Regions from separate parts of the Mus musculus genome. Here regions 1 and 2 are each linked to region 3. The links are chromatin loops, found by intact Hi-C in ENCODE. Cell type or tissue: left cerebral cortex. All regions are shown on one strand. Region 1 holds the start of G3bp2 (GTPase activating protein (SH3 domain) binding protein 2). Region 2 holds the start of Cdkl2 (cyclin-dependent kinase-like 2 (CDC2-related kinase)). Region 3 holds the start of Uso1 (USO1 vesicle docking factor).

What was found. Hi-C counts contacts between places; a loop is a spot of excess contacts. Peaks named below come from ENCODE experiments on the same cell type or tissue, not always from the same donor. Only the 100,000 strongest peaks of a DNase experiment are listed, where the experiment ranks them.
Region 1: a loop joins it to region 3, with 5 times the contacts of the local background. A loop is called at or near these places in 17 of 42 quality-filtered maps.
Region 2: it touches region 3 in a loop (8-fold over the local background); 2 of 42 quality-filtered maps call a loop at or near these places.

What each region holds. Positions count from the first base shown.
Region 1 is chr5:92,078,440-92,086,439 of GRCm38, reverse strand. G3bp2 (GTPase activating protein (SH3 domain) binding protein 2) reads left to right here and starts at 2,696. Exons shown (of 11, transcript NM_001080795.2): 1 at 2,696-2,911. Gm46933 reads right to left here. Exons shown (of 2, transcript XM_017321256.1): 2 at 2,275-3,568. The coding sequence ends at 2,867. In left cerebral cortex, no CTCF peak of the experiment used is centred here; DNase peaks (open chromatin) are centred at 2,620 and 3,397; H3K4me3 peaks cover 2,971 bases; H3K27ac peaks cover 2,162 bases.
Region 2 is chr5:92,039,622-92,047,621 of GRCm38, reverse strand. Cdkl2 (cyclin-dependent kinase-like 2 (CDC2-related kinase)) reads left to right here and starts at 4,580. Exons shown (of 14, transcript NM_016912.2): 1 at 4,580-4,823. In left cerebral cortex, no CTCF peak of the experiment used is centred here; DNase peaks (open chromatin) are centred at 4,573 and 4,870; H3K4me3 peaks cover 2,203 bases; H3K27ac peaks cover 1,555 bases.
Region 3 is chr5:92,134,049-92,142,048 of GRCm38, reverse strand. Uso1 (USO1 vesicle docking factor) reads right to left here and starts at 4,111. Exons shown (of 24, transcript NM_019490.1): 1 at 3,886-4,111. The coding sequence starts at 3,951. It also overlaps a transcript of G3bp2 not described here and the pseudogene Gm15710. In left cerebral cortex, CTCF peaks have their summits at 3,750 and 4,665; DNase peaks (open chromatin) are centred at 3,761 and 4,244; H3K4me3 peaks cover 2,553 bases; H3K27ac peaks cover 1,231 bases.

The DNA.
Region 1 (8,000 bases), 56 kb after region 3:
CTGATTTGAAGCTGTAAGAGACTGGGCGTTTAGCCAGGCAGTGGTGGTGCACGTCTCTGATCCCAGCACTCAGGAGGCAGAGGCAGGCGGATCTCTGAGTTTGAGGGCAGCCTGGTCTAGAGAAAGAAACCCTGTCTCAAACAAACAAACAAACAAACAAACAAACAACCCAGAGGGTCTGGCTTTTGTGAGAAGGGTGAGCTATACTGGAATTAAGCAAAGTGGCAAAGGTTTGTGGTAGGCTTTACCTACTACAGCAGGAGAAACAGTGCTGTGTCTAATCCAGAATGAATTCGGATAGAGGGAGCTGACACTTACTGACAATTGGCTGTGTGATCTGATAAAAGAAAGGGTGAGGTCAAGGGTCACACTCAGGGTTTTGGCTTGAGCCACTTGACTGAATATCACTCACACTGGCCTCCTTGCTTGGTCCATGGGGACAGTGGTTGCTTCACAGTGGTTATTTTGAAAGGCAGAGAGATTAACTAGGCTGTTACTTCATCATGGAAAGATGAAACCAGCCTGACCCCGTGCAAAGCTGACGGTATTCAGAGAACAGACGAGAGACATTTAGGAAATAAGAAATGCTAGTTGCTTGTGGGAATTAGTTAATTTACTAAAATTGAGTCTCTCTTTTTTTTTTTAAACAAGTAACATTAATTGGTATGTCTTAGTGGCAGGGATTGCCTGAGGCCTGCTTTTGTTAGTCCTGGGGCTAAGCTTAGAATTATTCTTATGCTTTGAAGGATTATAAAAGGAGGAGATTGAAGAAGATACTTGCTGTTCCTTCAGTGACATTTGCTGCCCTCTGTCTTAGGGGTGGTAGAATGGTTTCCCAGAGCAGCTCTATGATCCCTTGGTACTTGTGGGATGTGCCTGTTCTCAGCCCTCAGCACACATCTGCAGAATCACAAACGCTGAGGGGAGTTTTAACAAACCCCGATCTGATCCCATGCACAGCAAGGCCTGGAGACACACCTTATCTCAGGTTACAGGATGAAGAATACTTACAAAAACACTGCATGGAGCCCAGCATGGTATCACACATGACCCGTCTGGTCTACAGAGTGACTTCCAAGATAGCCAGAGCCACACTGAGAAACTTGGTCTTGAAATATCCAAAACAAACCAGAAGCATTCGATGTGATTGGAAACAGTTGAAATTTTAGCAGTCAATAGTAGCAGCATTCTGTCGTTTACAATTAGGGGTGTGGGGTATGGATGCAGAGTGCTTGTGTTAACATGAGTAGTCCTTGTTTGTTTGAGTATTATCGAGAGAGTCTCCTTATGTACCCCTGGCTGACTTAGAATCTGCTTCGTAGACCAGGTCAGCCTAGACCTTGTGATCTTCCTGCCTCTGCTTCCCAGGTGCTGGGATTAGAGGTATGTAGCCCCGAGCCTGGCTGAGATGAGTAATACGAGCGTGTCCTTAGGGTAAACCGTCTCGTAAGTCTCACTTTCCTCATCTGTAAAGTGTGCATTCAAATAGGTAATTACGTAAGTGGGTTTTTGTGAGACATAAGTGACTTTTATAAAATACCAGTAGCGTATCTGGTCTATAAACACTGTACTTAAAAGGTAATCTGCAGAAGTAATGCATTAAGAAAAACCATCTCAGAGTCATTTAATAAATGATGGTCTGCCTATATATTTTGCATATAAAAATTATTAAGCAATCCAAAATAATGCCAGTGTAGATTTTGGAGGCTCAAGTACCAATCAGCATTGCCTTTTGTGAACCTTTTTTTTTTCTTCTTCTAGGAAATCTCTACTGTGAGGGAAAACTGAGGATGTATTTAATCCTGCATTTTGCTTGATTAAAATGTGTTCTATTCCTCTCAATTGCCCTTCCGTTCCTTTCACCGTTTCATAGCTTCATTCCCAGTTTCTTCTGCTATCTTGAAATTGAAAACATTGCTATTAGTGGCAAAGTAACATTTGGTCTACAAAGGCTTTTTTTTCCCCATGAATCAAGGTTCATGAAGCAGTGTTGTTTCCATAACTAAGTCCCAGTGGCATAGATTTATAAGTGGCTTTTTTTTTCTTTTTTAAATTTTAAGCCTTTCAGCCTTTGTTCCAGTAAGTTCCATTTAAGGATGAAGCCACCAAGGCCATACAAAAGCCCCAAGCCCATACAGCCTATGTCATACTTTCCCCATACTCCATAGCTCGGCACCCTTATTTAAAACTAGCTGTTTGACATTGATGAGAAAGACTTTTAAACCTCCATTTCCTAAAACAGGCTAATTAAGCAATACAGGTGAGCTCACTGTGCAGAGTTCAAAACTGCATTTTAATGCTCCGATAACGCAGCAACCAGGACCATTACTAAATTTGCTCCCTCTTATCACGAATAAAGGCTCCAGGAATAACCGTTTGTAAAAGCCACTGGTTAGCGGCGAGCCATCTTTTTTGTTCGCGCCACCTGAGAGGACAGGGAGGCTTCAGCATCACTGCAAGAGAAAGGCAGCTTCCTTGTGACGTCAAATCAGCGGGCTCTCGCCCCGACTTTAGGCCGGTTCCGGTTCCCTGGCTTTCCGGACGCCCGAGCGAGCGAGCGAGCGAGCGCGGCGCCGTTCTGCGCGTGCTCCGCAGTGGGACGCGAGAAGGTTGGGTCTAGCTCTCCAAACTGATGCCTGATTGGCTGGCGCTGTGCTGGGGGGTTCCCTAGCCCTTTCCGCAGGGGTAAAACAATAAGAGGGGGCGGCGGCAAAGGGGGCGGGACGTCCGTGTTCTTGGAGCTCGTTGCAGCTCTAGGCTCTCGGGAAGAGGTGGCTGTGAGGGGCCCCGAGCTCGCGGCTCTCCGGATTCCGAAGCCTCGGGTTGCTTCGAGGGAGGAGAATCTGCTGCGGCCGATCCCGCGACACTACTGACCTCCGCGCGACGTGCCCGCCGCCGCTGTTGGTTGGAGGTGTGTACGGGGGCCGAGAGGGGCGGTCGGTGTGGTGGTCGGCAGGGGACATTTCCCTCCGCTCCGCGGCTCGCGGCAACCGTCCGGTGTGTGCGCTTGGTGTCGGGGTTGGTGCGGCGGAAACATTGTTCTCGCCGGCTGCCTACGCCAGCAAGAGTGCGTGCGTGCGTGCAGAGCCGAGCCTTTCCTGCAAGGTGAGCGGAAGGCTGCGTGGGGAGGAGGATGACCTGCGCGCGTGGTGCAGAGGAGGGCACAGGTGGGGCTGGGGATTGCTAGGATGAAGCAGCCCGGGGGTACCCTGTCCGCCGCCAGCTCCCAGAGCGCGCCAACGGGCGCCAAGCCGCGAAGCGGGGCAGTGGGCTCCTGCAGAGGCGGTTTCAGGGTAGGAAGCCCACCCGCCTGGTTCCTCCGCTCGCCGGCGGCCCTAGTTCCCGGTCGTCGCCCCGCCCGTGGGGGAGGGGAAGGAGGCCGTGTCGGCGGAGGCAGAAGCAACGCAGATGCGAAAGTAGCGGCCTCCGGGCACCATTTCTGTGCCCGGAAACTGAATCCGGGGTTGAAGGTGGCCGCCGCTCCACTTGCCGGGTGCTCGGCGTTTCCCCCCGCCCTCCCCGGATTATCCCGAACGTGTTCGGATACTGGGACTGTAACGTGCGTCTCCTACGTCCTTTTTCTGCAGACAATCTCTCCTGTTACCCAGGAATAAAAAGGACGTTTCAGTGCTTTGGGAATGGGCTTTTCTCCCCCTGCTATTCTTTGGGGTAGGACAAGGGGAGAAGAACGTAAGTTTCCCTAAATGGTGTGGATTTCGTTAGTGGAGTCTGATTGAGGTTTTCCTGCGTCTCTAAGGGCAGATTTATTTAGGTACCCCTGTGGTGCTTTGGGGGGGGGGGGGGGCTGTAGGGTCGTGTTCACAATTTCTACTCCCAAGATATAACTAGTTTTAAACCAAAGCACAAAAAACATTGAGGAGATGCCTTTTGCTTCTTAAAAACAAAACACGTGCAGCAAATCTGAATCAAGGAAAATTGCCCCCTTCTCTCCGGGTGTGATTGTTGTGCAGTTGATTAGCTTAAGGTTTCTGGTTTTTAGATTCTAGACACTATACCTCGCTTGTTCCAAGTACCTAGGCAGGGGAACCATTAGCTGCAGTTTAAAAGGATGCACTAATTCTAAGTGAGGATAGTAATTTCTTGTCCCAATTCCATATTTGGCAGTTATTGTAGCCCTAGGCATGTGAACCAAACTTTGAGTAAACACTTGATTTAGCGAAATTCAGTGATCCCTTTATGGTCTTTAGGTTTGGACCCAGTGTCCCACCACTCTGGAGTTAGAGGCAGGTGGTCTTTTGAGTTCGAGGCCAGCCTGGTCTACATACTTCCACAGGACAGCCAGGGCTACTCAGTGAGATACTGACTCAAAAAAATGGGGGAGGGGGAGTTCGGTCAGTTTGGACCTTAGGACGACTGAATTATATATTGTCCCTTCGTTACCGTTTTCGGACATATGCACTATCTAATCTCAGTGTATGAAAATTGTTTTGTTCTGACAAATTGATTGTGAGAACGGCTTCAAAGTGTGTTTCCCAGTGGCTTGGTTTATTGTGATGGTTTAGGTTATTGAGAATTCAGAATCAAAATATTGGCGGGCATGGATGCACGATTTAATGTCAGCACTCAGGAGGCAGAGGCAGGCAGATCTGTAGACTACAGAGAGTTCTGGGACAGCCAGGGCTACACAGAAGACCTAGACTCAAACAAAGCACACAAAACTAGAATTAGCGATGGGGGAAGCAAGCCTCAGATGGAGTACCGGAATGTTTGCAGAGTGGGTGGCTGTCTGTAGGTAAAGAATTCATTCGATAATTTAGAAGATTAACTTTGGCTAAGAGTCTGAATGACATGTTCAAGGCACCAATTTGCCTTGCTAGTACCCAGACCCAACCACCATTAGCTGATGATGAAGGCAGTTTCTTGTTCAGCCTTGGCCTGTGAACCTAGGGCAAGTTTACTATCTAGACTAAATGTTAACTCAATGACCTGAGTAGCCGGATTAGTAGGTGAGTTCTGGTTTTGAAGAAATTGTTGGCATTGTTTGTAGCAGGGCAGTGTGGGCAGCTCTAGCTTGTATTAGAGATTAAAATACCAAAATTTTCAGTATCAGCTACTGGAAATTTACAGATACTCATAGAGTGCCCTTAGATTCTTGACAGCAGTTTTTCCTTTGTTGCAGAATTGTCATTACACATTATGAATATTAGAAGTTATTTTCTAAACTGCCTTAATTTGTCCTGCTTTTCTGTTGAGTGGACATGAGGATGATGAATGACATCTTTGAACGTTTTACACTGAAGCACAAGTTGGATTGCTTGTGAACAGAAAGAGGGTGGAACAGAGTTGAGAGTTTGGACCTGGTTACTACACTGGCAGATGTGTGTTTGATAGCTGATAAAGTAAACCTGTGTGTTTTCCCCAAACTCTTAGCAAAAAATTGGGTTTTTTTGTGCCTTGGTTTATTTTAATCATCTCTGGATTATCTATCCAAAAATTGTTACTGTGCTAACATTGGGGATATTTCTTGCTGGATTGCATGTTGCTGTCCTGTTATTTTCTCCCTCCCACCCCCAAAGCAGGCTTGTCTTTTTTTTTTTTTTTTAATTGTGTTTATTTGGTTTCTTGGGGACAGGATCTTTGTATAGCTTGAGCTAGCCTGGCATTTGCTGTGTGTCTAGGCTGGTCTGGAATTTGTGGTATCCTACCAAGCTAGCCTTGAACTTTCAGAGTCTCCTGTCCACAGAAATCTTATTATCATATTATGCTGCTGCATCACCACCCTCCCCTCCCGTCTTTGAGATAGGGTCTTTATAGCCCCAACTGTCCTGGAACTCACTCTCTATATACATCTGGCTAGCCTTGAACTCTGAGAGATCCACCTGCCTCTACCTTGCAAGTGCTGGGATTAACCTGTGTGCCACCACACCTGGCCTGGAGCAAACAAGTGTAAATAATGAAAACAGCATGCTGATGAACAGGATTCCTGTGCTTGATCTAATTCCAAGGAACCTTGATCTCTTTGGAATTCTAAGTATCAGTTTCATTTTTCTGTAAATGAAGTTAACATCTTCCTTATTCAAGGAGGTAAAAGAAACAGAGGATACTCATTAAACTTTAAAATGTAATGTTAGGGTGGGCATGGTTGCATATGCCTGTAATCTCAGAGGCAGTGGAGGGCAGGCTGGTCCTATAGAGGGAATTCCAGAACAGCCAGGGCTACACAGAGAGACCTTGTTTCAGAAGGGGCAGCACATAATTAATTTTTCTTTCTTTCTTTCTTTCCTTTTTTTTTTTTTTTTTTTTTTTTTCGGTTTTTTTCCCTGGATATCCTGGAACTCACTCTGTAGACCAGGCTGGCCTTGAACTCAGAAATCCGCTTGCCTCTGCCTCCCAAGTGCTGGGATTAAAGGCGTGCGCCACCATTCCTGGCTCGGCACATCATTTCTTTCTTTCTTTCTTTCTTTTTTTTTTTAAAGATTTATTTATTTATTTAATGTATGTGAGTACATTGTTACTGTCTCCAGATACATCAGAAGAGGGCATTGGATCCCATTACAAGTGGTTGTGAGCTACCATGTGGTTGCTGGGAATTGAACTCAGGATTTCTGGAAGAGCAGTCAGTGCTCTTAACCTCTGAGCCATCTCTCCAGCCCTGAGCCATCTCTCCAGCCCGGCACATCATTTCTTAATGGTGGTCATGTTTAGCTTTTGTGCTTCAGCACTCACCCCTTATCATTAGGGTTGCCTTAGGTCTATCACTGCAGTTCTGGGATCCAAGGTTGCCACAGCAAATCTGTTCCTTGTCCTAAAAATGAGTGGATAGATAGTATTGTGGTCACTAAAGTCACTTTAAACAAAGACATTTGAGAGCTTTGGATATAGTTACAGTGTTAAAATGGAGCTGGCATTCTAAAGTGGGATCTAGTCTTTGGGTCAGTGAGAATGGGCCTTGGCCTAAGAGTGAGCCCTGCAGAGGGAGTAGGATAAGCTTCCTGTCCCGGAGATAAGCTGGGGCTGAGCTTGGGCAGCCTTTGATAGCACATTCTGGTAAAGAGGCTACAGTATGCTGTTGGAGACATTCTTTCCCTGGGAACAATGGTAATGTTACCCTTCCAAGGTTGGGAGTTTATTTTTCTGCATTTCCCCTCCTTATCTAGGTATTGTTTTGTTTTCTTGACCTTTTTCAGTATGAAAGTATGGTTTCTTCTCCGCAAGTACTCATTTTGCTTGTTCTCGCCAAGCATTGAAATAACCAGGAGGGAATAACATGAAATTTCATGCAATTAATTGTAGTGCGTGGTGTGTGTGTGTGTGTGTGTGTGTGTGTGTGTGTATTAATGCTCACAAAGATTGAAGGGTGCTGAGGATATAGCTTTGTTGGTAGAGTTCTTAAAACATGCAATGCAAGCCCTGGGTTGATCCCCATTGCTCCATTAAACTACATTCAGTGATGTCACACTGTAGTTTGCTTCTGAGGCACTGAAGGCAGGAAGAGCAGGAACCCAAGGTAGTTCTGCACTACATGACACCTGTGTCAGAGAGAGAATGAGAATCAAAGGTCCCTTGATTTGTTTGAAAATGCTTGAGACCACAAGTGTTGAAGGAAGTTGCAGGATTTTTAGATTTTTGAAGTATGCATAGACTGAACATCTCCAGTCTGAAAAGCTGGAATGTTCTGAAATTTGAAACCTTGAGGCAGTTAGTTGCATTGGTAATTATGACCAGATATTTGCAGTTAGATTTGATTTTTCTTTTTCTTTTTCTTTTCTTCTTCTTCTTCTTCTTCTTTTTTTTTTTTTTTTTTTTTTTTTTTTTTTTTTTTTTTTTTTGGTTTTTCGAGACAGGGTTTCTCTGTGTAGCCCTGGCTGTCCTGGAACTCACTCTGAAGACCAGGCTGGCCTCGAACTCAGAAATTCGCCTGCTTCTAGATTTGATTTTTCTGAAGAGCCATTTTTATCACTAGCAATAGAGCAATGTCCTTACTTAGTAAGAACATGGGGAGAGACCATTTAAGATGAAATTAATGAGAATTATTTTGC
Region 2 (8,000 bases), 94 kb after region 3:
ACAGACAGCAAAGCATGAGCTATGTGGAACTTGGAAGAAGTGGTATGCTATGTCTTCCATCTCCAAATTGAACAGCCTTTGTTGTGGGAGTGGGTTGAGACCTCTGATCTAAATATGTAGAGTTGGCTCTCACTCCTATCCCCCTTGAGAGTCAATATAGCCTTGGATGTCCTAGAACTGGCTATGTAGGCCGGGCTAGCTTGGCTGCAGGTGCTGGGATTAAAGGTATGTACCACAATACCTAGCTCTAATTAAGTTTTTTGTTTGTTTGTTTTGTTTTTGTTTTTCGAGACAGGGTTTCTCTGTATAGCCCTGGCTGTCCTGGAACTCACTTTGTAGACCAGGCTGGCCTCGAACTCAGAAATCCGCCTGCCTCTGCCTTCTGAGTGCCGGGATTAAAGGCCTGTGCCACCACGTCCGGCCATAAATTTTGTTTTTTTAGTTTTGTTTTTTTTTAAAGATTTATTTCATGTGTATGAGTATATACTGTAGCTGTACAGACAGTTGCGAGCCTTCATCTGGTTGTTGGGAATTGAATTTAGGACCTCTGCTTGCTCCAGTCAACCCTGCTCGCTCTGGCCCAAAGATTTATTTATTATTATAAATAAGTACACTGTAGCTGTCTTCAGACGTGCCAGAAGAGAGCGTCAGAGCTCATTACAGGTGGTTGTGACCCACCATGTGGTTGCTGGGATCTGAACTCAGGAGCTTCGGAAGAGGAGTTAGTGCTCTTAACCGCTGAGCCATCTCTCCAGCCCCTCTAAGTTTTTAATAAATGAAATCGGCATAGGTTGCAAACAGAATTGACTTTTCTAGAACTACAAAATGAGTCAGTCCAGTTTTGGTTTTGTTTCTCCTCTTATGATGGGATTAAAAAACAGCCTTGCATTCATTATACATTAGCCCCTAGTTTTTAAATACAGTGGTGTGTTGCATTCATAGTTACATGTTGTAAAATATACTGTGACAGAGAACACTGCCAACATTTTAGGAGCCTGTCACTTGATTACTTGAGGCGATACTAAAAAGCTCGTGATAATCAGGTTCTCAGGACTGGAGAGATTGGGGGTAAGTGTAGGGAGGCAAGAATTCACTGGTAGATACTGATCTTTGGATGACTAGATGTAAAGTGATAATGGTCATGAAATAGTTTAATAGAGATGACTGTCAGTGTGAGGAAAAGAATCGATCTACTGTAAGCTTAAGATTTACAAATTCATTGAAAAAAGGATTTCTGGGGAGATGGGTGTTTTCCATAGATTTTTTTAAAATCGAGAGAGTTTACATACCTTACAGTAACTTTAAGAATGTTTGTGTGTGGGGGGAGGTGCGCTTGTGCATGAGTGTCACATCAGAAGATGGCTTTTGGCTTCTCTCCTTCCACACTATGGATCCCAGCCATCAGTCTTAAGTTTTTAGGCTTGTTTGCAGGCAACTTTACCTGCTGTTAACCTTGTTAACAGTGTGCAATTCAGTACTAGTAGATTTTACAAGGTTATATAAACATCACTACTATCTAATTCCAGAATATCTTCCTTACCTCCCAAAAGAAACCCTATACACATTAGTGGTCATTTCCTGATCCAGAGCACCTCTAATCCAGCGGTTCTCAACTTTTCTTTTCTTTCTTTTTCTTTTTTTTTTTTTTTTTTTTGGTTTTTCGAGACAGGGTTTCTCTGTGTAGCCCTGGCTGTTCTGGAACTCACTTTGTAGACCAGGCTGACCTCGAACTCAGAAATCCGCCTGCCTCTGCCTCCCAAGTGCTGGGATTAAAGGCGTGCGCCACCACCGCCCGGCAGTTCTCAACTTTTCTAGCACTGCTACCCTTTAATAGTTCCTCATATTGTGATTCCCAACCATACAAGTATTCTGTTGCTACTTCATAACTAATTTTGCTACTTTATGATCATAATATCTGATATGCAGGAGATCTGATATGTGACTCCCAAAGGGGTCATAGTCTACAGGTTGAGAACCAGTGTTCTACTGAATGAAAATGCTAGAGCTAAACCCTGCTGATGGACACTTGGGTTTCCACTTGGCTGCTGCCAATAGCATAGCTCCCAGCATCTGAATAGAAGCTGTCACTGTTCTTGGGTGGGGATGGAGAAGTGGAATAGTAGTTGTATTTCTTAGCCTATTTATGCTTTGCTTTGTTGTTGTGTCTGGAGGGCTGGGCTCTACCTCAGGCATTTCCAGTGTTTTCCTTAGAACATTTTTCACTTATTCTGGTGATTTCTAATTTTAAGAGCCATTATAACTCATCTTATTTGTTTAGCTGGGTACCAGCTTTTCCAGCATTCTTTTTTTTTTTTTTTTTTTTTTTGGTTTTTCGAGACAGGGTTTCTCTGTGTAGCCCTGGCTGTCCTGGAACTCACTTTGTAGACCAGGCTGGCCTCGAACTCAGAAATCCGCCTGCCTCTGCCTCCCGAGTGCTGGGATTAAAGGCGTGCGCCACCATGCCTGGCCTTTCCACCATTCTTGATTCCTTACCTCCTGTGTTTAATCACCAGGTATTATATTCCTCATTTTCTCCATTCTTGCCCTGGAACTTGGCATCCTGTATGAAACAAGGTCCATTTCCACTGTAGATTCATGGTGCACAGATTCAGTTGGCACACTAAACGTTTTATTCTGTTCCTATTGAATTGAAACTTGTCATAACTACCTACCTTTAGGAGTTTAAACTTACTATTTTCTTGAGCCTCAATCTGACCAGTATGTTTGTTGTTTTGTTTGGGGCAGGGTCTCAATATATAGCTCTGGCTGGCTTGGAACCTGCAGTATAGTCTAGGCTGGCCTTGAACTCAAGACATATGCTTGCTGGGGACTAAAGTTTTCACTACGTGCCAGGCTGACCAGTATGGTTTAATAGAAAAATGAAATTTACTAAAGATTTAGGCTAGGTAATGTGCATGTTTTCTCTCCTTGAATTCTTCTGGACTAATAAACCCTTACACTTAGTATTTCAGGAATTACTGATGCTGCCTCCTTCCCTACCATTTTTCTCTGCCAGTTATTTTATGGTTCAAGAAGAAAACAGCAATCCTAGTTGTTCTACATAACATCTATCTCCTTCCTCTTCAGTAATCGGATGACAGACAGAATAATCTTCCTCCCCCTTCCCTTCTTCATGGTGCCTCACAGAGGCTAGGTCTTGAGCTTGGTCAGTAGCTGAGAGAGACCTGACTTTGCGGCACTCCTGCTCCCTACCTCCGAGGGCTGAGATTAGAGGGCTGTGCCACAACCATCATGCCTTAGTGTATAAATTGTTGGATGTGGGGCCCAGGGCTTTGTGCAGTCCAAGCAAGCATGCCATCACTGAACTACCCTATTTCCCAAAGGAACTTGTACTTCTTGACTACCCTCTAGTTCCTTTACAGTTATTTCCAACTTTTAAATATTTTCTCAAGCAACACCTGTTCACCATTTTTATAGCCTTTGTCCTTTCAGTTCCCATGTATACCACTAATTTTGCTACTCAACTGTTTATTTTTTGTAAAACTGGAAAAAAGTAAAATATGAGGTTCCCACCCTAATAAACCTGTTTGTACATAAAAGTTCACATGAATGTCTAGAGAGATGGCTCAGTGGCCAAGCACACCTGTCACTCTTCCTGAGGACCCACGGCAATCAGAAACCAACTGTAACTCCAGTTCCAGGGGGTCTTGACGCCCTCTTTTACCTCTGTGGGCACCAAGCACGCTCACAGTGCACAGACATACAAGCAGGCAGAACACTCATAAATATTTTTCTATTTAAACCTCATGGGGTTTGTTACAATCTAGAGTAAAGCGATGGGAATTATCTTCAAGTTGGTCACAGCTCATTGCTACATTATAACTCACATCTTGGGTTATCCAAAAACAACCCCCCCCCAAAAAAACAAAACAAAACAAAACAAAACAAAAAAACCAAAAACCCATACCCTGTTTCCAGAGGTGGTTCTCAAAATTGTAGGTTCGGGAACTCGATTTTAAGCAGTTTGGTGAATGATGGTAACTGAGCACCGGGAGATTAATGCAGTACCGAACTAAGAAAAATTATAAAACAATTGCTCTTACACCTTACTATGCAAGAATAACCCCTGGGTGCTGGCTAGGCATATACGTGTCTGTTATCAAGGATACTTTCCTGGATCGAGCTATTAAAAAAAAAAACATATTTAGTTGAGTACAAATTGTGTGGCTATAGGTGAATACAAGTAAAACTATTTGGCCTTACAATCTCAGTCCCTTAATAAGGAGGGATAAAGCATTTCCCGGCTTCTCGTACGACGTCAGCATATGCTTGGTAATGGTCTTCCGATCTTGCCCTGTCGTGGCTAATCTAGTCTTCAAGCTGAAGGCAAGCTTTAAGCTCCAGCTTGCGCCGCTTGCAGTCAGCACCTACCTTTCTTGCTTTCTGGTCCTCTCTGGGCTCCACCCCAAATCTTTCCCTACCAGGCTGGCGTCCCAGGGTCCTTTTTCCTGTCAGGTCTGTCAACAGATCTCATCCCACCAATTTCGGCTAAATAAACTACTAGGCTCTTCCGGTCCACCGCCCGGAACCGAAAGGAAGCGAGGAATCGCGGCTGGGCGGAACCTCCCCGGGTGGGGCCCGCGCCCCGCAGCGCCCCGCCGCGCCGCGGGCGGGCAAGCTGGGAAATCTCATGGTCTCCTCAGTCCCAGCGAACCGTCACCTTGGCTCTCCTCGTGGCCACTGGGGCAACCTGCGGTCCCCTGAGAGCAGAGGTCTCCTGGCGCCGGCAGAAAGGTCCCTACAAACTTAAGACCGTAGGTGTGGGGACGAGGCCGTCAGCTGAGCGAACCTGCGAGCTCCAGGTGAAGGGGCGGGGCGGGGTGGCACAGAGCCAATCACAACGCCTGACGACAGGCCTCAGCCAATCAGGATCAGGGAGGCTCCGCCGTAGGCGGGGCGGGACCAGGCGGGTGAGAGCCGCCCCTTGCAGCTAGGGTGGCCAACGCCTTCGCCTAGGGCTACTTGGCGAGGTGCTGCTTCCCTGAGCTGAGCGACCCGAGGGCTTTCGGCCGGCGGTGCTCTGTTTTCCTCAGTTCGTTTCTCTGCAGCTGTTGTCCTTGACAGGTGCTTGTGTCTTTGCCTGTCGCAGACGCATTCTGACTCGGGCCCTTTCTCTCTCTCTGGAGACTGCCTATGGCTGGGGACCGAGTGAGGTCGTTGCCTTGACGACGGCAGCATGCGGCCCGTAGTCCTCGGAAGTGTGAGCTTGCGGAGGGCAGAAGCCAATCTGCCTCCCTGCCTGCTTCACCTAGGACCGGTAATTGCGTCCGCAGAGGAAATCCCAATACTGGGATTGCTAGTGTGCTAGCTAGTCAGCATCTTTTTAGATCTGCTAGCGAGATGCATATCACCTTAAATTTGTTTCCAAGTTGAAAACCTTTGGCTCTTTCCATGTGAAGGGTTTGGAAGAAATAGTAAGTATAATACTTTGTAAAAACCCAGTTATTTCGTTCTTTTATGTATAAGAAATTTCAGTTTGATTTTAACCAAAGAACATTGGTAGTATTTGAACAGTATGCTTGTATGGCACATATCCTAAATTATTATAGTGCCATCGCACCAGACTTCTTTTTTGTATGCCACGTGCTACCCATAGATTTAAGAGTGAGAAGGCAAGAAACTGATGGGTTATAAGTTACTGAGGAAACAAGGCATATTTTAGGCCATGATATTCTTAAGGTATTTTAGACAGTCCCACTTGAACAAGTAGGTGTGCTCTATGTAGTGTGTCTACATGGTTGGGAAAATAAATTTGGATTAGTTCACTTGTATAATACTAGGTTATAATATGTTTCAGAACCTTTTAGACATGATTAAGGTCATTTTTATTTGGTTCATTTTGCATCTTTAAATATCTAGGATGCCAATTACAATATGTTTAAAAACGATCTAGGCTATAGATTCCAGCTATTTGTATTATTTTCACTAGCCTAAAGCTTACTCCTTTACAATATATACTTAAGGGAAGGTTAAAAACTATGCCAGTTAGAATCACACTGAAGGTTTTTCCAAATGTAAATTTTTTATTATAAAAGTAATTAAAGGTAAAAAGAAGTTAAAATGTGAACTATATGGGAAGTCAGTGCCTATGACACTGTAAATAGTTTTAAGTAGAATCTAATACCCAAAGTGGTAATAAGATAGTGAAGAGTTTTGAATTTGATTTTAATTAGGATTCTTTTCATTCTCTCCATCTTCTCTTTTCTGTGTTGATCTCCATTTACACTGTGCAAATAATGGCTGCTGGATGGTGTACTTCAGTGGTAGAAAGAACACCTGCTTAGCTTATTGGAGGCCCTGGGTTAACACAGACACAGACACACACACACACACACACACACACACACACACACACTTAGGTGTCAAGTGTTGAAAATGTAATATATACTTTGGATTCTCACACACACACACACACACTTAGGTGACAAGTGTTGAAAATGTAATATATACTTTGGATTATCATAATTTTTTAGAATAAAAAGTCAATGTTTTTTGTTTGTTTGGTTGGTTGGTTTTCCCCCTTTTCTATGAATATACTAGAAGCCACTAAAACATCACCACTTTTTCTTGTCTGGGTAAGTTAGCTCTATATATCATATGCGATTAATATTAAGTGGAAAGAAGTGTTTTCCTTCCAAGAGGTTGTGATAAGGTTTTTTTGTTTTGTTTTTGTTTTTGTTTTTTTGGTATGGTCAGGCTCTTAAAAATTCAACTGTGAGTCGTCATTTGAGTATAATCACCTAATATTTATATTTTAAAATATAAATATACCTAAAGTTTAAGTCTTCCCCAGCCCATGTTGAAACCAAATCAGGATCTAGAGCAATATTTTTTTATTCATGGCTGCTGGAATTTAAATTCAAAAGTCAGATTTAAAAAAATTAATTTATGCTGGGCATGATGGACAAATGTGTGTGTGTATAGTGTATGTGTGTGTATGGGTGTGTGTGTGTATGGTTGTGTGTGTGTATGGGTGTGTGTGTGTGTGTGTGTCTAGGATTCAAACCCAGGGACTTCATACCCGTGCTAAGCATATACTCTACCACTAGTCACATTCCCAGCCCCAAATAATGATTTTTTTCTTTATTAAAATATATAATATAAAAAACTGGTTGCTGGATTTTTGTCAATTATTGATAAAATAAGATTCCATTTATGATAGACTTTATTCAGAAAACACTTTATATCCAGATGTGAAAGAATCCTGTATATCTATAAAATTTAAGTGACTCAAGTTTAAAATAATAATTAGTATGATGAGAAAATTTACCAAAAGTTCAGTATTAATTCAGTGGTTATGCTGTAATAATTTTTTACAATTAAGTTGAAAGTGCATAAAGACTTCCAACTTGGATATTTTGAATCCAGTATAAACTTTTTCTAAGGCTTATTTATTTAGTTAGTTTTGTCTTGTGTTCATGACAGGTTCTCTCTACATAGCTGCAGCTGTCCCGGAACTCACTATGTAGAGCAGGCTGGCCTCAAGCTTACAGAAATATGCCTGCCTCTGCCTCCTGGATGCTAGGATGTGCCATCATGCCCGGCAGATTTGCTTAATTTTTACTTCATTTGTATGAGTGTATCCTGTACATATATCTGTGTGTACCATATACATGCACGTGCCTGATGCATGTGCCCAGAAGTGGATGTTGGGTCCCCTGACAGATGACTGTGGTCCACTATGGGGGTGCTGGGAAGCAAACCCAGGTCCTTTGGAAGAGCAGTACAAATGCTTTTTTGTTTGTTTGGTTTGTTTTTTTGAGATAGGTTTTCTCTGTGTAGCTCTGGCTGTCTTGGAACTAGCTCCATAGACCAGACTGGCCTGGAACTCACAGAGATCTTCCTGCCTCTGCCTCTGCCTCTGCCTCTGCCTCTGTCTCCTCTGCCTCCTCTGCCTCCTCTGCCTCCTCTGTCTCTGCCTCTCTGCCTCCCTAGTGCTGGGATTAAAGGTGTGCACTACCACCACCTAGTGCATTGTC
Region 3 (8,000 bases):
ATAAAAGTCCAAAGCTGCTCTCAGCTGAGGCTATGAAAGGTTAGGCACACACAGTGCGCAGTGTTACTCCTGTCCCACACAGGAGATGCTAAGCTGGCCTGGGGTGGAGCTTACTCACTCAGGTTCAATTTCAAGCACAGAAACCACTCCCACCCCCTGCACCCCCTTCCCCCACATTCCACAATAAAGGAAGAAAAAAGTAACGGTAGGAAAACAGCTAAAGCAATCCGTACACTAGAAAAATCTCTGAGCAAAAAGCCTGACACAGAGACTTCAATTATCAAACAACTGTGGAGGAATACAATGCCATTGTTTACTGCCTAATATTTGTAAGTTGCTCTGACCGTAATGTCTGAGGTTTATTTGAAATACAAATCGCTGGGCGTGGTGGCACACTCCTTTGGTCCCAGCATTTGGGAGGCAGAGGCAGAGGCAGAGGCAGGCGGATTTCTGAGTTCAAGGCCAGCCTGGTCTACAAAGTGAGTTCCAGGACAGCCAAGGCTACATAGAGAAACCCTGTCTCGAAAAAACAAAAAAAAAAAACAAAAAAAAACAAAAAAAAAAAAACAAAAACAAAACAAAACAAACAAACAAAAAAATCTAATTTACTATTTTTTTAAAATGTGTTGGAGGATTAGAGATTTAGCTCAGTGACATGTCAGTGAAGAAATTTTTATAGTGCATATATTACTAGTGGAAAAACATCTGAAATACAACTGACTCTTGGACAAAAAGACACTTTAAAGGATGATATATAATATATATAACATATACATTTTATATATTATAATTATTGTGTATAATATAGATCATAATATATATAATGTGTGTGTGTACCATATTGACGGTAGAAAGAACAAGACATGTTCACCTTGTTGTACAGCAATGGTTGTTCTGTGAGGAAAGAGATTATTTGTAGTTTACTGAGCAAAGAAGTTTTAGAAGTGCATACTAGAAAGGAACAGGTCAAATTCAGATAAAAGAGGCTTTTCACTAGAAAAGAAAATGAAAAAGAAAGAATGCAGAGCCATTCTGAAGACGATACAATTTAACTTTGCAGCACTGTAAGAACCTAGGTCGTGCTTTCCCCTCGGCCGTTCTCCTGTATAGGAGGCAGCCATGGCGCCCAGCCGGAATGGCATGATACTGAAGCCCCACTTCCACAAGGATTGGCAGCAGCGAGTGGACACTTGGTTCAACCAGCCGGCGCGCAAGATCCGCAGGCGCAAGGCCCGGCAGGCGAAAGCGCGTCGCATCGCCCCTCGCCCCGCGTCCGGCCCCATCAGGCCCATCGTGAGGTGCCCTACAGTGAGATACCACACCAAGGTCCGGGCTGGCAGGGGCTTCAGCCTGGAGGAGCTCAGGGTGGCTGGCATCCACAAGAAAGTGGCTCGCACCATCGGCATCTCTGTGGACCCGAGGAGGCGAAACAAGTCCACGGAGTCACTGCAGGCCAACGTGCAGCGCCTGAAGGAGTACCGCTCCAAGCTCATCCTGTTCCCCAGGAAGCCTTCTGCTCCGAAGAAGGGAGACAGTTCTGCTGAAGAACTTAAGCTGGCCACCCAGCTGACAGGACCTGTGATGCCCATCCGGAATGTGTACAAAAAGGAAAAGGCCAGAGTTATCACAGAAGAAGAAAAGAACTTTAAGGCTTTTGCCAGTCTCCGAATGGCCCGTGCCAATGCCCGACTCTTTGGCATCCGAGCAAAAAGGGCGAAGGAAGCTGCAGAGCAAGATGTTGAAAAGAAAAAATAATTCTGTGTTGGAGAGTTGCAATAAATTTTCCATAAAGCAAAAAAAAAAAAAAAAAAAAAAAAAAGAACCTAGGTCGTGGATGATTATATAGTAGATGCTCAAAGCCTTGGCTAGTCAAGCACGTAGGCCAAATCAAATATGGACAATTAAAGCACCTAATAGTACACCATGCACTCCACTGAGGCTCTATAAATCCATGTCAACTAGTGGCCCGTGAGCCCTGCTGGACTTCCCGACAGACTCAGAACTAACTTTGATCATACAGTAACTCAGTGACCTCGGTCCTCAAAAGACAGACTACTGATTCAGTTCTCAGAGCCAGTGAAGTAAAAGGGCATCCCTCTCGTCTCTCTTTACATGTTCACCACGGTGACACTGGGCATCAGTATAAAGTCATGATGTAAAACTATGATACTGATCCATGCACACTGAACCAAGCATCCCAGCTCCAGCTCCGCAGTACCAACTGCACAAGTCACTTTGCTGAGCGGAGAGTGAGGAGGCTTGACCTCTCGCTGCTCCAGGAGCCTCAGCTTCAAATTCCTCTAACGCTGAAGAACGCATCACCTCTTCCACAGAGGTCACTGTGACAAGGCCGAAGGATCATCTCAGCCTAACCTACTAGAGTCAAGTCCATCCTTTCCTGAGCATCTACTAAGGGCTGCACTTTCATGTTTCTCAACTTTAAAGACTCATTACAGCCACAGGAGCCAGCACTTTTTACTTAGAAAGCATTAGCCTTCCCAGATCTGTCCAAGTCAACCAAGCCTGGAAGCCTGGATTCAAATCAAGGTCTCATTTCAAAGCCAGCTCTTAATTTGTGTGTCTCTGACAGACAAACATCAGACAAAACACAGAAAGGTTAAAGAGATGGGCTGTGACTGTGGTGAGCTAAAGTCCCTGGCTTTCCAATAACAGCAGCCTTGTTGCCATGTGGGGAGGAACAAGGGAAGCCAGGTATTGGGGGAAGAGGAGATCTGATTTTCAAAAACAACACATGTGACAGCCTTCAGCTCCGTTGTAACCTGGTGGGAAGTCTGGCTCAGTGGCAGAATGCTTGCCCTCCATGTAATCAGGCCCTGGATTCAGTCCTAGGCCTCCTCCATCTCCCTCAGTACTAACTACATGCGTAAACTACACTAACTACATTAGTACACTACATTCGTTAGTTAACGTAATCCTAACTTAATTAATGTGGGTAATCTTATTTCCAAAAGGGCCAGCTAACAACTGAAACCCGGGATCAGCAATCAAGTCTAAGCTTAGCAGAAAGCTTAGTTTCTTAGTTTCCCCCGTAGTAAATTCTAGCTCCAAGATTCTGGTCAAGTTACTTTAATTCTCTCTTCATTAGTAAAGACTCCATCCTATCTTGCAGGTCCTATTTTATGACCCTTCTGAATCCACAAAACAGAGCTATGACAACTACCCAAAGTTTGTCTTTAAAATGTCACACGCGGTTTTTTTTTTTTTCTGTATATCTAAATTCATTTTTCTCAGGTAAGCCATCCACAGCAGTTTCCAATTGGCTCTGCAAACTTCCCAGGAAGTGTATCCTAAACATAAAATCAAATGCCGGTTTTCCATGTCTTAATAATTAAAAAAGAAAAACATTAACAAATCATGTCACCAATAGAGCAGAAGAGTCCCTAGAGTGGTTAGCGCGCAGATCACTACAGCGTGCAAGAGGAGTAAGTATTGCCCCATGACACATTTGGGTGAACCTGAAAAGTAGGGTCTGAACCACCAACCCTAGGCAAACGCCCATTCTTACAGCTGATGGGGCAGGAACAGGTGGCATTGTGCCCCAAGAATATCGTTTTATTCTTAGCCACAAGCCTTCGCCAACAGCTGGGTCTTAACTTCCTTCCAGCCCCGTAGAGCCGGGTTTCAGCCGGCACCGAGGCTGGCCGGCCGACAGGTTAAAGGGAAGGAGGGAGGGGCCGCGCGGTCCGTCGCCGTGCCGGGTCCCCGAAGCCCTCCTGTCACCACGGCCCGGGCTGCACCGCCGCGTGGGGAGCTCGCGCGTCCGAGCAGGGGGAAGGAAAGAAGGCAGGCGACGGGAGCGGCGTAGACGCCCCGATCTCACCCACCCAGCCCGGCCCCAGCCCGGCCCGGCGACGCTGCGCTCACCGTCTCGGCTTCAGTGTGCTGGGGTCCGGCACTCTGACCCCCCATCACCCCACGGAGGAAATTCATCTTGTCGCTCAGCCGCCGGCTTCACCAGCCCCTCTGCCAAAGAAAACACGACCGCCCCCCGCCCCCCGTAGGGCCTAGCCCCCGAGCCGGCTCTCCGCACTCCCCGGCCTCCGCCACCGCCGCCTCCTACTCAGCAGCCTCTCCGGCCCCCCGAGCCCGGAAACAGCCGCGGACACCAGCCGCGGTGCGCATGCGCGGGGACGTGGCGTTACGTGGCGGCTCGAAGGGCGAAGGCAAAAGGGGAGAGGAGGGAGCCCCGGGCCGCAGGCCACGCCCACCTGCCCGGCCCCACAGGCCACGCCTACCAGCAGGCCTCCCACCACTTGGGCACGCCCCCTCCTCCTCCTTGCGCTGCTTGCTGCTGCTGGCCGCGGTCACCCACGTGGTCGCAGCCCTGCCCAGTCGGCTCCCGAGGCTCTGATTAGACTAGGAGCATCGGCTGGTAGGTGTTTTGTCGCCGAGAGCGGGACGGACTGCAAGCTGTCAAACCTGAGGGTTTATTTTTGTTGAGTCGAAAGTGAAATTTTCCTTTGGCCGGCGTGACAGGTAAGGGGGAGAAGGGTGTCCTGTCCCCTGGAAGATTCGTATGGTTCTTTCGGTTAAGCGGTACGAGCGAGGTGGCCTTTTGATCCTCGCAAATTGCATTTCTACCCAGGGCTTTGTTTGGTGGTAAAGGGGGTGCTAGAGACCCCTCATTCCACTACCACTCGAGGGCGCGTTTCTAAGTTCTTGCTCCTCAGCCCCGCTAAAAAGAATTCCTTGATCTAAACACCAGGTTCTCCGCTCATTTTCAAGTGTGAGAAGTAACCCCCTTCGTTTATCTCTAATAAGAGGTTGGAAATAAATTGTTCCATTGTGTCATTTTGGTAGCATAATGCCCCCCTTTTTAAAATTAATTCTTAATTTCTACGTTTTCAATGGTTTTAGCAAGCAGAATGTCATATTTCCAAATCGCTATACTTGTTCTTTCCAAATGAGGCTGCCAGGTACACATGGTTTTGCAAATTTCTTGACTCTGAAAGGGAGTCTAGTAAACCAACTGACTCATGCCTCTCTTGGTTTCAATTCCCCATAGGTCTCAGATGTGACGATTAAGACCTATGTCTCCCCCAGACTCCCTCTAAAAAGAAATCAGTATGCTTCCACGGTGTGCCCTAGCGTGCTCAGTAGTACCTCTACCCAAATAATCCCCTAGTCTGTAAGGAGGAATCCGAAGACTCCGGCTTTCCTCCTTCACCTGTCCAATGTTGAGTGTATGGTGTGCAGGAATATTTCTCAGATTCTTCCACACTGAGATTACAGCAGTAGGCTCCTAACTAGTTTGTCTACATCCAGCCCTGGCTTCCCACAGTACACCCTTGGGTGAGCCCAAGAGGAAGTATGTCAGTCCTCTTGTTAGAATCCTCCAGTGGTTCCCCGGTTTATATAATGACATCCAAACTCCTTAGTTTGGCAGACACACCTGTTAGGGTTGAAGCGCCAGTGTCCCTCAAATACTCAACATGTTTCTCTTGCTTTAGTATGCCCTTTCCCTCTTTGTGGGGCAGATTCCTGCTAGTTCCTTAAGCCTCCACTTCAGCGTCTCAGGAGAGAGTACCTTGAAATCAAGATGCAGATTCTTTGCGCTGTCACTTTGCCGCCGACACTGAATTCAAACTTGATAAGCCAAATCTGATGACCCGGCCATTTGTAAATCAGTTGCTAGTGTATTTACTAATCATGGAGTGATTTTGATGGATAGGTGAATAAATTGTTGAATGAACATGTGACTAGTATGCTAAGAGAGACGATCTGTTCTGCCCGTGAATGACAGAACACACACCATGCAGGCCGTAGTGATAGATAGTCCCAAGGTCGTAAGCCTGGACACAGAGCATGGTGGGATACTATTGCCAGGAATACTGTGTGCCACTATTGTCCTCTGCTTGACATTTTGCTTTAGACATTTTCCGTGGAGGCATTTTGTTGCATCCTAAAAAATGTAACCATTAAATTGTCACCAGTGACCAAGGAAAGCCTGCTAAGACCCTCACCTAGCATTCTCACCTTGCCCTGAGCCTGACCTCTCCTCTTCCCCAAGTCTCACTGTCCTACCTTAAGGGATGAGGCTCTGGTACGATCTGAGGGGGCTTGGAGACATCTCTGTTGTTTGGTAATGGAACACAGGACCTTGACATTGTTACAAAATTGTTTTAAGGGACAAACCTCGTTGAAATACCTTGTTTTAAACTTTGTTGGACACAGTAGTCATGACTTACGAGGAGGTGTCCATCATTTGACCTGTTTTATTCCCTAACATTGGGTCCTGGGCAGGAAGGACAGGACTGTGGGCAGGAAGGACTGAGAGATGGAAAGAAGGAAGGGCAGAGGGAAGGACTAAGGGACGGCCAGTTGAGTGCAGAAATGATGAGGGTGACCCACCACATTCCCTGGTCTCACAATCTCCGTTCTGTTCTGCTCACTTGAGTTTTGAGGTCTAAAAAGAGGCAGATAAAGTATAAACTCTTATTTATGCCCCAGGAAGGATCTGAGGGAACCCAAGCAGGGAGCAGCCATGAAGTGACTCCTTATTTAAGAAGAGGGTTACGTATTACTCCATCAACACTTTGATGTCTAGAAAGAGTTAAGGACAATGTCTTCCTGCTTGTGCTCTCAAGCCGTGTGGCAGAAGTCAAGAACATGGTAGTTGCTGAAGAACCACTTGTGGAAGCAAGAGAAGACAGGAGAAAGTTGTAACTGACTCTTGGAAGGATTCCGGGATGGTACCGTAAATGGTGTGTGGGTTTAGTAACATTTCCACAATCAGAAACTCCGAGTTGATGAGAGTAATTTCCCATTTCCTAAACTAAAACTGACCAAGAGCATCTACTAAAATTAATTATTTTGCAATCCATTTTGTTTTGTTGTTGTTGTTAAAACCAATTTCCTTCAGTGGCTGGGCTTGTCAAGCCTCTTTTTCTGCTTGAAAACTCAGCAAAAAGCATGAGCATCAGAGGGCTGGAGAGATGGCTCAGAGGTTAAGAGCACTGACTGCTCTTCCAGAGGTCCTGAGTTCAAACCCCAGCAACCACATGGTGGCTCATAACTACTCGTAATGAGGTCTGATGCCCTCTTCTGGTGCATCTGAAGACAGCTGCAGTGCACTTATGTATAATAATAAATAAATCTTAAAAAAGAATATGCATCATAGCATATGATTGTTTTATAGCTTGGAGGCAAGGAATTGTCTATGCCTTAGAGCAGAGCTTCTCAACCTTCCACATGCTGAGACCTTTTACTATAGTTCCTTGGGTTGTGGTGACCTCTCCCCCAACCATAGAATTATTTTTGATACTACTTCATAACTGTAATTTTGCTACTGTTATGAATTGTAAATATCTGATATTCAGGATATTTGATAATATGACACACGCACACACACCCGTGAAAAGGTTGGTTGACTCCGAAAGGGGACTTGACCCATAGTTTGAGAGCCACAGTCATCATCTGCGTTTGAAACACATCATATGCAGGTTTTGGAAGCACTCCTACTGGAAAAGCAGTGTCTCAAAACACCGTTAATTAGACTGTTTGTTACTATGCAGTCAACCCACCGATATACAACAAAATAAGTTGATGTTGAGGCTGCGGGGTCAAAGGTCAGGACTAATCAATAGCAATGTCAAGTACTTTACCGTTTTCTGCTAGGCTGTGTTCAGACTGCTTTGCATCAAAGAACCCTCCTGGGCTGCAGATGTCAGTCGATGTTAGAGGCTTGCTTAGAGCTAGAAGGCCGGCTCAGCAAATACAACTCAAGTTAGTGTAGTGCTTGCCAAATATGCATGGAGCCCTGGGTGTGATTTCCCTACTACCATATCACCTGGTGGAGGTGATGGTGGCGGGGAGGGGTGGGGGTGGGGGATCAGAAGTTCAAGGTACATAGCAAGTTAATTGGCACCCAACAGGAAAAAAAAAACCTACAAACAAACAAATCCTCCTACACATACAGAAAGTTTGCTTAGCATTTATGTGGCTGTGAATTCAATCTGCAGTATCATAATTTATATATA